3 separate regions of the Homo sapiens genome follow, and all the other regions are linked to region 2. A link is a contact called in ENCODE Hi-C or POLR2A ChIA-PET data. All regions are on one chromosome and are shown on one strand. Each heading gives the region's core, a stretch centred on a gene start or an enhancer-like site at or near the end of the contact. The rest is flanking DNA. Distances are from core to core; before and after follow the strand shown.

Region 1 (3,382 bases), core at 248-2,747, 3.0 Mb after region 2:
GTTGGACCCGGGTCTTCTGGCTCCCAACTCTGGCAATTTCCACTACCCGGAGCGGTCTCTGAGGCACCGCGAGATGTGTGAACATTCAGGGGCTTTCGCCCGCCTTATCTCTCTTGATCCTCTATTCGACCCCGAGAAGTAGGAGAGGCAGGGATAAGTCCCTTTAACAGCCAAGGAGATGAAACCAGAGAGGCTAATGATTTGCTCAACGTCACACTGCGAGTTTAAATGCATCTGTATTTAGTGCCGGGTATTAGCCGGTGAGGTGATGCCCTGCCTCATCTCCGGGTCCTTCACGGGGTTTCGCTCCCCTTTCCTTCCGCTAGTCCCGACGAAGATTCAAAAGGGACCCGACAACACTAAGGCGCGCAAAGGCACCACCGTGACGCTGACTGCGGAGATCCTGGGAGAGCCTGCGCCCGACGTAGGCTGGACCAAGGACGGGGAGGACATCGAGGAGGATGACAGGCGAGGGCCGGGACCTGCGGCACGGCCAGGGCCTGGGGCTGGAACCTGGGTGGGACTGAGCCCAGAAATCTGGCTGGAGTGACGGGGGCGGGGACTGGGCAGCGAGGAACAGAGCTGGCTAAGGAGCCCCGCCCAGTGCGCCCGTGTACTGACCACGGCTCCGCCCTCCTCCCCGCCGCCCTTCCGCAGGGTGTTCTTCGAGATCGGCAGCACCACCACGACGCTGACCATTCGCCGGGCCACGCCTCAGGACAGCGGCAAGTACGAGGTGTACGTGGAGAACAGCCTGGGCATGGACCAGAGCTTCGCTCGCGTCGACGTGGCCTGAACGGCACCCCCGGACCTTCCGCCCTGGCGCCGAGCCCGGGGGTGGTGGGACCCACAGCCCTCCACCAGCTTGCTTAATAAAGCTGCTCTCTGACCCTCCGCGTCTGTCCTGCTCTTCCGCGTCGCCATTCCCTCTCCCCCGCACCAGCGCCCACACGTATTCCAGACCCCCACGCCAAGGTCACAGCCTGTTGGAGTCACAGGGAGGTCTGGAGAGCGCCTAGCGCCGTGCTGCATTTCAGACAGTCAAACTGATAAGAGTTGCCCTCGCCGTCCAAGGCGCCCTCACTTCCCAGCGGTACCGCCGGCTGGGCCTGGGACTCCGCCTTCTCCGCTTTTGAGCGCCTCCAGCCCCAGCCCCTTGTGGCTGTTTGCCCCTGGCCCCGCCCCTTCCAGGGCTGGCCACACACCCCTGCTGTCCTTAGTCCCGTTTTCCTGTGGGACCCAGTTCCTCACTTCGGCTGCTGCCCCGAGGCCGATTCCCCAACAGCTCGGGTCCCAGTCTTAAGTTCCAGGCTGGGCTTCTCAGGCCCCACCCTTCTTCGCATTTAACCCCGCCCCGCGATCCCTTGGTCACACCCCTGGACTTCAGCACCTCTTTCCTCTCCCATAAAGTTAGAAAGCGGGTAAAGGGTCAGACTACAATTCCCGGCAGACCCTGCGAATGAGTTCTCGCGACTTGCGAGAAGACACGTGCGCGGAAGGAGCTTGCAGTAGCGGGCGGCAGAGCTGGAGTGAAGGGAGCTAGTGGTAAAGGGAGCTGGTGGAGGGGTGGCGGCAGGGGTAAGGGGCAGGGGACACCCTCTAGACGGAGAGCGGGCTCCGAGGTCCTGGCTGGCCCTCGGTGCGCCCGCCCCTGTGTTGGTCCCACAATCCCTGGCAATGAGAGGCCAGGGTTTATTGGACAGAGTCAGTTGTGGGGTTCAGAGGGTCAGCAATCAATCAATCCTCCGAATCCAGAGATTTAGACCCAGTCGTCCGTATTAGGACTGGAGGGGGGTCAATAGGTTCAGTGTTTGAGATGCCAAGGGAACCTGTCTTTTGATTTGGGGTTCAACATACAGAGGTTAGTTTTAGGATTCATGTTTAGCATATAGAGGATTTTTGCTGGGATTAGGGGTTCTTCAAATTCAGATCAGTGTTAGTTCAGTACTTGGGGATTACGTTCAGGATTTAAGTTAAATATCTGAGGCTCACTCAGGGTTTGCTGTCCAATATTCAGGGTTCACTATTGGGGTTCAGGGCTTAATATCTAGAATGAAGACGCAACACTTTGGGAATTTGAGGCTTCAGTATTTTGAGGTTTGGGTCTGAGAAGGGAGTCTCTGCCAGGTTTCTGAATTTGCAGAATTTGTTCATGGCCAGAGGGAAGTCTTTTAGAGATCAAATTGTGGGGTGTGAATTTCAGAATTTGGGAGGAATCACTGTGAGGTTTGAAGGCCGACTGGAATCTGGGTTGGGATTTGAGATGTGTGGGATTTGTGAGGTTCTGTCCAGGCAGGGACTATATTGAGCTTTGGGTTTACATCTTGGGGGAGGGCTAAGTGCTGCTATTTGGGGTTTGGGGTTTGGTTGGGGTGTGAGATCTGAGCTTGATTTCTCTGCTGGGATTTGAGATGTGTGGGATTTGTGAGGTGTTGGGTCCAGGCAGAGACTATATTGAGCTTTGGGTTTACATCTTGGGAGAGGGCTAAGTGTTGCTATTTGGGTTTTGGGGCTTGGTTGGGGTAGGAGATCTGAGCTTGATTTCTCTGTTGGAATTTGAAGTTTAGGTAGCAGTCACCATTATGCTCAAAGCGGTGATCCTGATTGGAGGCCCTCAAAAGGGTGAGGTGCCAGGGGAATGGGGGGAGGAGGTTGGGCTGGAGTGGTAGGCGGGATGGGGGCAGAGGAAGGCAGGAGGCCGAAATGTTCTCCTCTCTCCTCTCCCAGGAACTCGCTTCAGACCTTTGTCTTTTGAGGTGCCCAAACCATTGTTTCCTGTGGCAGGGGTCCCTATGATCCAACACCATATTGAAGCCTGTGCCCAGGTAACCTCAGGGGCTCCCCTCTCTCACCTCACTTCCTGCTTATCTTCATGCTGTTTCCCCCTTTCCCAACCATGAACTCTTCCCACCAGGCATAACTCCAAGGACCATCATTCACAGATGACAATGTGAATGGCGCCCCCTCAAGTTATGCTGTGCAGCTGCCCTGCTGTCTTCCCCTAATCTAGTTTCTCATCTGGCCTCTTCCTGCTCAGATTTCACTCCTATTTTTAAAGTGTGGAATGTGAGATCAGGCAAGGATCTTGGAGACAATGTAAAGCCGTAGCATGGAGACTCTTAATGATAACCAAGCACAAATTCATATCCTTGATCACATTGTTGCTCATTTCTTTATTGCTTTTCGTATTGAGCCAGGCAAGGTTTTGGTTTGAATTCAGTCTCTGCCTGCTGTGAGGTCTGCAACAAATAACACACCCTCTCTGACACTCAGTTTCCTTATGTGTAAAATGGGGGTGATTAGACCTACCTTGTTGGGTGGTGAAGCTTAGAAATGATATTTGTAAAATGCCTAGTACAACGCAGACCCTTGATAAATGGTA
Region 2 (3,479 bases), core at 574-3,073:
TGAAATGGTGTGATCATAGCTCACTGTAACCTCTGAACTCCTGGGCTCAAGCAATCCTCACGTTTCAGCCTTTTGAGCAGCTAGAACCACAGATGTGTGTCACCATACCTGGCCTATTATTTTTTTGTGTGTGTGGAGATGGGGTCTCGCTATATTGTCCAGGCTGCCTAGAACTCCTGGTCTCAAAGAATCTTTTCCAAGAGAGACTCTGTCTCAAAAAAAAAAAAAAAAAAAAAAAAAAAAGAAAAAGAAAAAAGAAAGAAAAGTATATAATAACTTGTCAGAGGTCCCACAGCTGGTAAATAGCAGAGTTCTGTTTTGAACCCATACTGAATCCAGAGCCTCTAAGTTCCTAATCATTACATGAGACTTCCTCTCTTTTTCTTAGTAATGAAGATAATAATCATTCCTATCATAAAGGATAATGGAAAATTAAATGAGAACATCCACATAAAATACTCAGTGCCTACCATGTGTTACCCTCCAACAATTGTAACCATATGAAGTACATAGCTGTTTGCAAGTTGCTTTGATTTGATTTGATTCATATATATTTTTTGAGACAGAGTCTCACTCTGTTGTCCAGGCTGGACTGCAGTGGCGTGATGACAGCTTACTGCAGCCTCAACCTCCCAGGCTCAAATGATCTTCCCACCTCAGCCCAGGTATGCAAGTTGACTTTAATACAATTGTGAGGAAAAGTGAACAGGTGCAAAATTATTTGAGACAGTTAATATTAAGCTTTGGGAACGGAAGCTACTTGTTACCGGACTTCTGATTGGAATCAGGGCCACACAATGCCTTTCAGCTCCCATGGTCTTTCTTGGCCCTCTAATCATGGATTCTCTCTTACACTCTTATTCCAGTAGTTTTCTGAGCTTCTTATTCTCTGGATTAGCCATCCCCTGAAAAAAGGCAACCAAACTTCCTAGTGTGTGTGTTCTACGTGAAGAAAGAAGATCATGTGTCTAGTTCCAGAACACACCCTCCCCACCCCCGGCCTCAACCAGAAATCCAATTCTTCCCTGCTGACCCCTTTGAGAGACCTGGAGGGACAGAGAATTGACGGTGGGTAAAGGGTAAGATGTTGGAGTTTAAGGGTTCAGGCCTGGACCAGGAAGCTGTCTTAACAGCCTAGTGTGGGGCCATGGAAGTGAGTTCTGAAATGAAGTGGAAGGCAGGCCATCCGCACTGAGATGCAGCAGCTGGAACACAAAACTCCAAGGTGACTGTTAACTTTTCCCCAGCCTTCCAATCTCAGACTTTCCTCAGGAAACACCAGGCTCTTCTGAATTAGTCGCGAGCAGAACCATCGTCCTTTCCTTCAGAACTCTGACCAGTTTGAAACTGTCTAACTTCTTAATGTGGCTATATGATCGTTTGCAGCTGGCCTGCAACTTGTTCTGGGAATGGAACCTTGGATTTTAGTCACCACTGTCGCTAGCATCCTGCACAGTCAGCCACTTTTAGAGAGCATAATGCAGAGGGGGAAATAAATGAGATTTGGAATAGAGACGGGGTTTCACCCTGCTGGCCAGGCTGGTCTCGAACTCCTGACCCACCCCGCCTCCCAAAGTGTTAGAATCACAAGCGTGAGCCACCGCGCCCGGCCCCACAAATGTAAGATTTATGCACTTCTCCAAGCCAAGTGCTGTGCATCGAATGGAGGAACTCGTACCTTTGCAGGATTTTGTGATATATGTGAAATAATCCGGACATGCTTCTGCTATGGTTGTTTGTCGCCATAGTTTGCGAATCTGGGTAAACCTGGATGAGAGAGACGCCTTACAATTGCAAACATTTCTCAGGAGGCCGCCTGAAAACGCCCAAACCATAGAGCTCAGTTCCTAGCTAGGCCTCTACCAGCCACTTCCGCTCGTCCGCCTAATACCGCGCCTGCGCACCGCGTCTCTTCCTTTCTGGGCTCGGACCTAGGTCGCGGCGACATGGTGAGTGTGGGTCTCTGTGCGGCCTAGAACTCTATCTGCCTGCATCTGTCCTTGTTTTCTTCTCCCGCACCCATCTCCTCTCCTGCCTTACCCCGTGTTCTCTCCTGTCTCCATGCCTTTGCAGGAGACACCATTGTCGGAAGCTCCCCAAGGCGGAGGGGCGGGGGCGCCTTGGCTGGGCCTGGCGCGCTCCAGCCGGGTTAACGCCGGGCCTTCGGAGCGCGCGGCCAGCCCTGGGCACTGGTTTCGTTGGGTTGAATTTAGGGAAAACTAGGTCATATGTAATTCACATGTCGGTCACACGTCAGTGAGGTGGAGGAACGGTGTGTGGAGGCTCCAGGGCCTGCCTGGGTTCCAGGTCTATCACTGGTTTCTCCCTTCACTCTAAACAGGCCAAACGTACCAAGAAAGTCGGGATCGTCGGTAAATACGGGACCCGCTATGGGGCCTCCCTCCGGAAAATGGTGAAGAAAATTGAAATCAGCCAGCACGCCAAGTACACTTGCTCTTTCTGTGGCAAAGTAAGTAAGGCAAAGTCTCTGGTGAGAGGAGAGGGAGGGCAGGTTTCTTACCCAAGTGAGGCCTGACTTCAAGGTATTTTATAAGCCGTGTGCTGGTGGGCAGTTGGAATTACTCATACCGTTGATTATGAGTTTTAAGATAAAAGTGTTGATGGTAACTTCAGATTTTGTGAGACGTTTTTCATTTAAAGAAAACCGCTTAAACGTTAATGGGTAAAATAATCATTTGACAGAGTGCCCCCAGCCTAAGCCAAACCTGCTTTGTGGGAAATGATTCCATCAGTTTTGTCTACTGATGTTTCTGCACCAACTCCCAAGATGTCTGTGCATCTAATACCATTCTACTTGTTCTGCGAGGGATTTTTGTTTGATAAAGGTTTGAACGTTTATGTGCAAAATACTGCATTACAGCAATCCCTGTTTTGTTTTTGAGGGAGAAAGGGAGGCTTTCACATCCCTGACAATAAGGTGAATCCAAATTTAGACTTCTGGATGCTTGTAAGAGAAAATACTTACTTGGTTCATAGTGAAAATTGGTTCTCTTTTATAGACCAAGATGAAGAGACGAGCTGTGGGGATCTGGCACTGTGGTTCCTGCATGAAGACAGTGGCTGGCGGTGCCTGGACGTACAAGTGAGTCTAGTTCCTTGTGGTATTTGGAAGTGTGTGGACCACATAGGCCCAAATTCCAGGTTGCTGCTGGATGGGCTAGTTTTAACACTTTCTCAGGACTGAGAGAATAAGGATGCCTTTGTATTTTCAGGATTCTTCCGTGGTGGTTTATTTTCAGTTATTGAAAGAGTAAACACAAAACTACCAAAATAGAAGTCGGAAATCTAATTCACAGACTACTTTAGAATTTGATGGTCACTGGGCACATTGTTGTGAACATTGTCATGATACTGTGCAGGTCCATTAGTGGGGCTGAATCTACTGAACGTTGATTTGCACTGCAAGTTTTGATAAAAATAGGTGAAGGGGTCAGTTAGTTCAAAACTGTATTTGGAAC
Region 3 (3,067 bases), core at 425-2,924, 3.1 Mb after region 2:
TGAGGCAGGATCTCTTCCAGAATGAGGGTCTTACGGCCTATCAGACAAGGTAGGCCAGAGAAGTTCTTTACGGCCAGCTTGTTTTTTGGACTGAGTTTCCCTCCTGTTGCCCAGGCTGGAGTGCAATGGCGTGATCTCGGCTCACAGCAACCTCTGTCTCCCGGGTTCAAGCGATTCTCCTGCCTCAGCCTCCCGAATAGCTGGGATTACAGGCATGCACTACCATGCCCGGCTAATTTTGTATTTTTAGAAGACACAGGGTTTCTCCATGTTGGTTGGGCTGGTCTCGAACTCCCGACCTCTGGTGATCTGCTGGCCTCGGCCTCCCAAAGTGCTGGGATTACAGGCGTGAGCCACCGCGCCAGGCCACGGCCAGCTCTTACATAGAAAGGTGGGGGGAAGTTTAGGTTTTATGGCTGGCTTTGGGGGAGAGGGCTTCTAGTTTCTGTGACTCATCTTGGGGAAGAGGAATTCTGGTTTCTATGGCTTGCCTTGGGGAAGAAAGAAGGCTGGGAGACAGGAGGGCAGGAAAAGGTCGGAGAGACTGTGCCTGAGGCCTTCCAGTCTCTTTTAGTTCAAAATAGTCAGCATACCAAAGCGCCGTATTTTGGGGTATTGTTTTTCTGAGCTCAACACTGCTGCTTCGGATGTATCTCCACTTACTTTATTTAACCTAAAAGGCTTTCAGCTCAGAGCACAAGTAGTATGCCATGAATGCGAAATTGTGTGGTTCAAATATTCAAAATATTTGAAATATTTGCCATTTCAAATATTTTGTCTTGAGAAAATAAAATCTTTCAAATCTGGCAACTTGGGATAAAGATGACTATGATCCTATCCCTCCTTTCAACTGGCTTAGGATTCATTTTGATTTTCCTCTGTAGAAATGGGGCGCTTCATGAAAGAAACTCTCTCTGAAAACCAGGAATTCTGTTAAAAGACCTTTTTGCTAATCTAGTTCAGTAGTTGACGTTAGCATTTGACGGGGAGCCTGGTGAAAGCTACCATGAGAATTCGGAAGCAAGAAACTGGCAGTCCTGGCGCTACTGGTTACTAATTGAACGACCTTCGCAAGTAACCTAGCCTCTGTGAACCTGTTCTCATTTTCAAACGCGGTTGAATAACTACTTTTCAACTAGGATGTTATGAAAGGTAATAGGGTAAAGACAAAGGACTAGGTTCGCGTGGAGCCCAGTACTGCTGAAGGAAAGATACACGAGTTTGGAGGGAGTCTAAGGAAAAGGAGGCAAAGGACCCCGGAGGTTATATCCTCGGTGGCCTCAGCTTTTACACGATCTAAGTCCATCCTACGGCGGATACGCTCTCCTTTCACTGGAAAATGACTGTTTGCGTTGAAAAAATTTTTATCTAACAAAGCTCCATTTCTCTAAACTTTGCTTCCCCGCCCAGTTTGCAAACGAGTCAGGGTTTCCTCACCGGCGCGGTAGGCTCGCCGAAAGCCAAGCGGGAGCCCCAGGCTGCGCAGGGCGGGGGAATAATGGGTGCCCAGCTCCGGGCCAGGAAGCCCAGGGAACCACTGCAGCCACCACCGCGGTCAGGAGACAGCCCCCGCACCGCCCCTTTTCGATTCGTTTGCATGATCTACGGCGCGGTTTCCGGCGGCAGAGACATGTTTTCCGGTCGTCCCTTGGCTCGATTTTCTTCCGGGGCGGGACTTCCTTTCCATCATTGATAGGCGCCGGGCAGCTGAGCTGGTAGGAGGACCAGACGGGGAGGTTCGGTATGTCTGACCAGGACTTATGTTCCTCGAAAGGGCGGCCAGGAGGATGCTCTTCCTCTCTTTTCTTTCTCGCCTTTTTCTCCGCATGACGCCTCGGTTTGCGCGGACGCCCTGGGCTTTTGGCACTACCGCCCACCTGAGGCTCTTCCGCTTCCTCTTTCCCCCCCCAGGCTCCGCCCCCCAGCGTCCCGTGGCCATGACGACCGCTCAGAGGGACTCCCTGTTGTGGAAGCTCGCGGGGTTGCTGCGGGAGTCCGGTGAGTGGACTTCCGGTTGGGCTGGGCCTCGGACCTCGGACGAGGTGGGGGTGGTGCTTTCTGGAGACACGCCCTGAGAGTCATGGAGTTACGACTGGTAGGGTCACCAGGTGTCAGAGTTCAATTTCTTTACTTTTCCCAGGTTTGTTCGCCCTTACAGTGTCCTTTGCCTGTGATAGCCTAAACTCTAGCCGTCCTTTGAGGCCAAAGGGCGGTATCCCTCCCTCCGTGCCTTCTCTGACACTGTCAGAAGGAAGTGATCATTACCTGACTAAAAGCCCCTCAGGACCAGGGACTGATCTCGGTCATAATCATTATTGTGTAGCAAGGTACTAAATACAGTAGATAGAAGCACGAGATTTGGAGTCGGACCCACTTGGGTTGGAATATCAACCCTCTTTCAAACTTGCCATACTGTTTCCTGAGGCTCAGTTTTCCTCACAGATTGGCATAGTGATTGTACTTAACATTTGTGGGGATTCGTTTTAATTCATGTATTTAGTACAATGCCTGCAAGTATAGTAACTGCTTACAGTTGGGAGCTATTGTTATTGTAATGATTTCCCTGATGCTTGGCACTGTGCCTGGGCATAATGGAGCCACAGTAGTTGTTGAATACTTGGTTGGCATTAGTTGTGGTAGAAAAAGCCTTGGCTTTGAGATCAGATAGGAGAAGTAACTTCCTACCAATTATATGATCTCCATCAAGATTTTTCACTTTTTTGAACCTCAATTTTCATATCTGTAAGATGGGGTTAATAGTGCTTCTCTTTGAGAGATTCTGAGAAGGTTTGAATGAGATACCAAAGTCATCTGGTACATACTACAGTTAATGTTAGCTGTCCTCCATCACTCCATGCTCCTATTGACGATATCTGTGGAAGCTCTCTTTATAGCAGTTTTCTTTTCTTTCTTTTCTTTTTTTTGAGACAGAGTCTTGCTGTGTCACCCAGGCTGGAGTGCAGTGGCGCAATCTCAGCTCACTGCAACCTCCACCTCCTGGGACGAAGTGATTCTCCTGCCTCAGCCTCCTGAGTAGCTGGGACTACAGGTGTGCACCACCATGACC

What was found. Hi-C counts contacts between places; a loop is a spot of excess contacts on that map. ChIA-PET counts read pairs that join two places held with the same protein, here RNA polymerase II (POLR2A). Pooled maps may share reads with other maps.
Region 1: a map of CD8-positive, alpha-beta T cell shows a loop between it and region 2 (8-fold over the local background). The contact joins the promoter of GMPPA here to the promoter of RPL37A-DT in region 2. A Hi-C loop is called at or near these places in 2 of 168 maps with a recorded cell type or tissue (CD8-positive, alpha-beta T cell and naive thymus-derived CD4-positive, alpha-beta T cell) and 7 of 50 pooled maps.
Region 3: a loop to region 2 is called in a map of B cell, with 26 times the contacts of the local background. The contact joins the promoter of STK11IP here to the promoter of RPL37A-DT in region 2. A Hi-C loop is called at or near these places in 1 of 168 maps with a recorded cell type or tissue (B cell), 1 of 37 single-sample maps with no recorded cell type and 8 of 50 pooled maps. POLR2A ChIA-PET finds 5 or more read pairs at or near these places in 1 of 52 experiments (B cell).

The regions. Positions count from the first base shown.
Region 1 is chr2:219,497,394-219,500,775 of GRCh38, forward strand. GMPPA (GDP-mannose pyrophosphorylase A) reads left to right here and starts at 1,498. Exons shown (of 13, transcript NM_013335.4): 1 at 1,498-1,545; 2 at 2,563-2,622; 3 at 2,728-2,825. The coding sequence starts at 2,583. It overlaps SPEGNB (SPEG neighbor), which reads left to right. Exons shown (of 5, transcript NM_001286811.2): 4 at 327-468; 5 at 658-894. The coding sequence ends at 796. The region is part of intron 1 of ASIC4-AS1 (ASIC4 antisense RNA 1); the gene reads right to left. RefSeq lists enhancers at 1-555, 556-1,373, 1,378-1,567 and a silencer at 468-547.
Region 2 is chr2:216,496,929-216,500,407 of GRCh38, forward strand. RPL37A-DT (RPL37A divergent transcript) reads right to left here and starts at 1,824. Exons shown (of 4, transcript NR_183317.1): 1 at 1,679-1,824. It overlaps RPL37A (ribosomal protein L37a), which reads left to right and starts at 1,916. Exons shown (of 4, transcript NM_000998.5): 1 at 1,916-1,949; 2 at 2,342-2,470; 3 at 3,021-3,103. The coding sequence starts at 1,947. RefSeq lists enhancers at 1,333-1,422, 1,603-1,992.
Region 3 is chr2:219,596,183-219,599,249 of GRCh38, forward strand. STK11IP (serine/threonine kinase 11 interacting protein) reads left to right here and starts at 1,675. Exons shown (of 25, transcript NM_052902.4): 1 at 1,675-1,741; 2 at 1,912-1,998. The coding sequence starts at 1,938. RefSeq lists enhancers at 1,627-1,846, 2,057-2,116.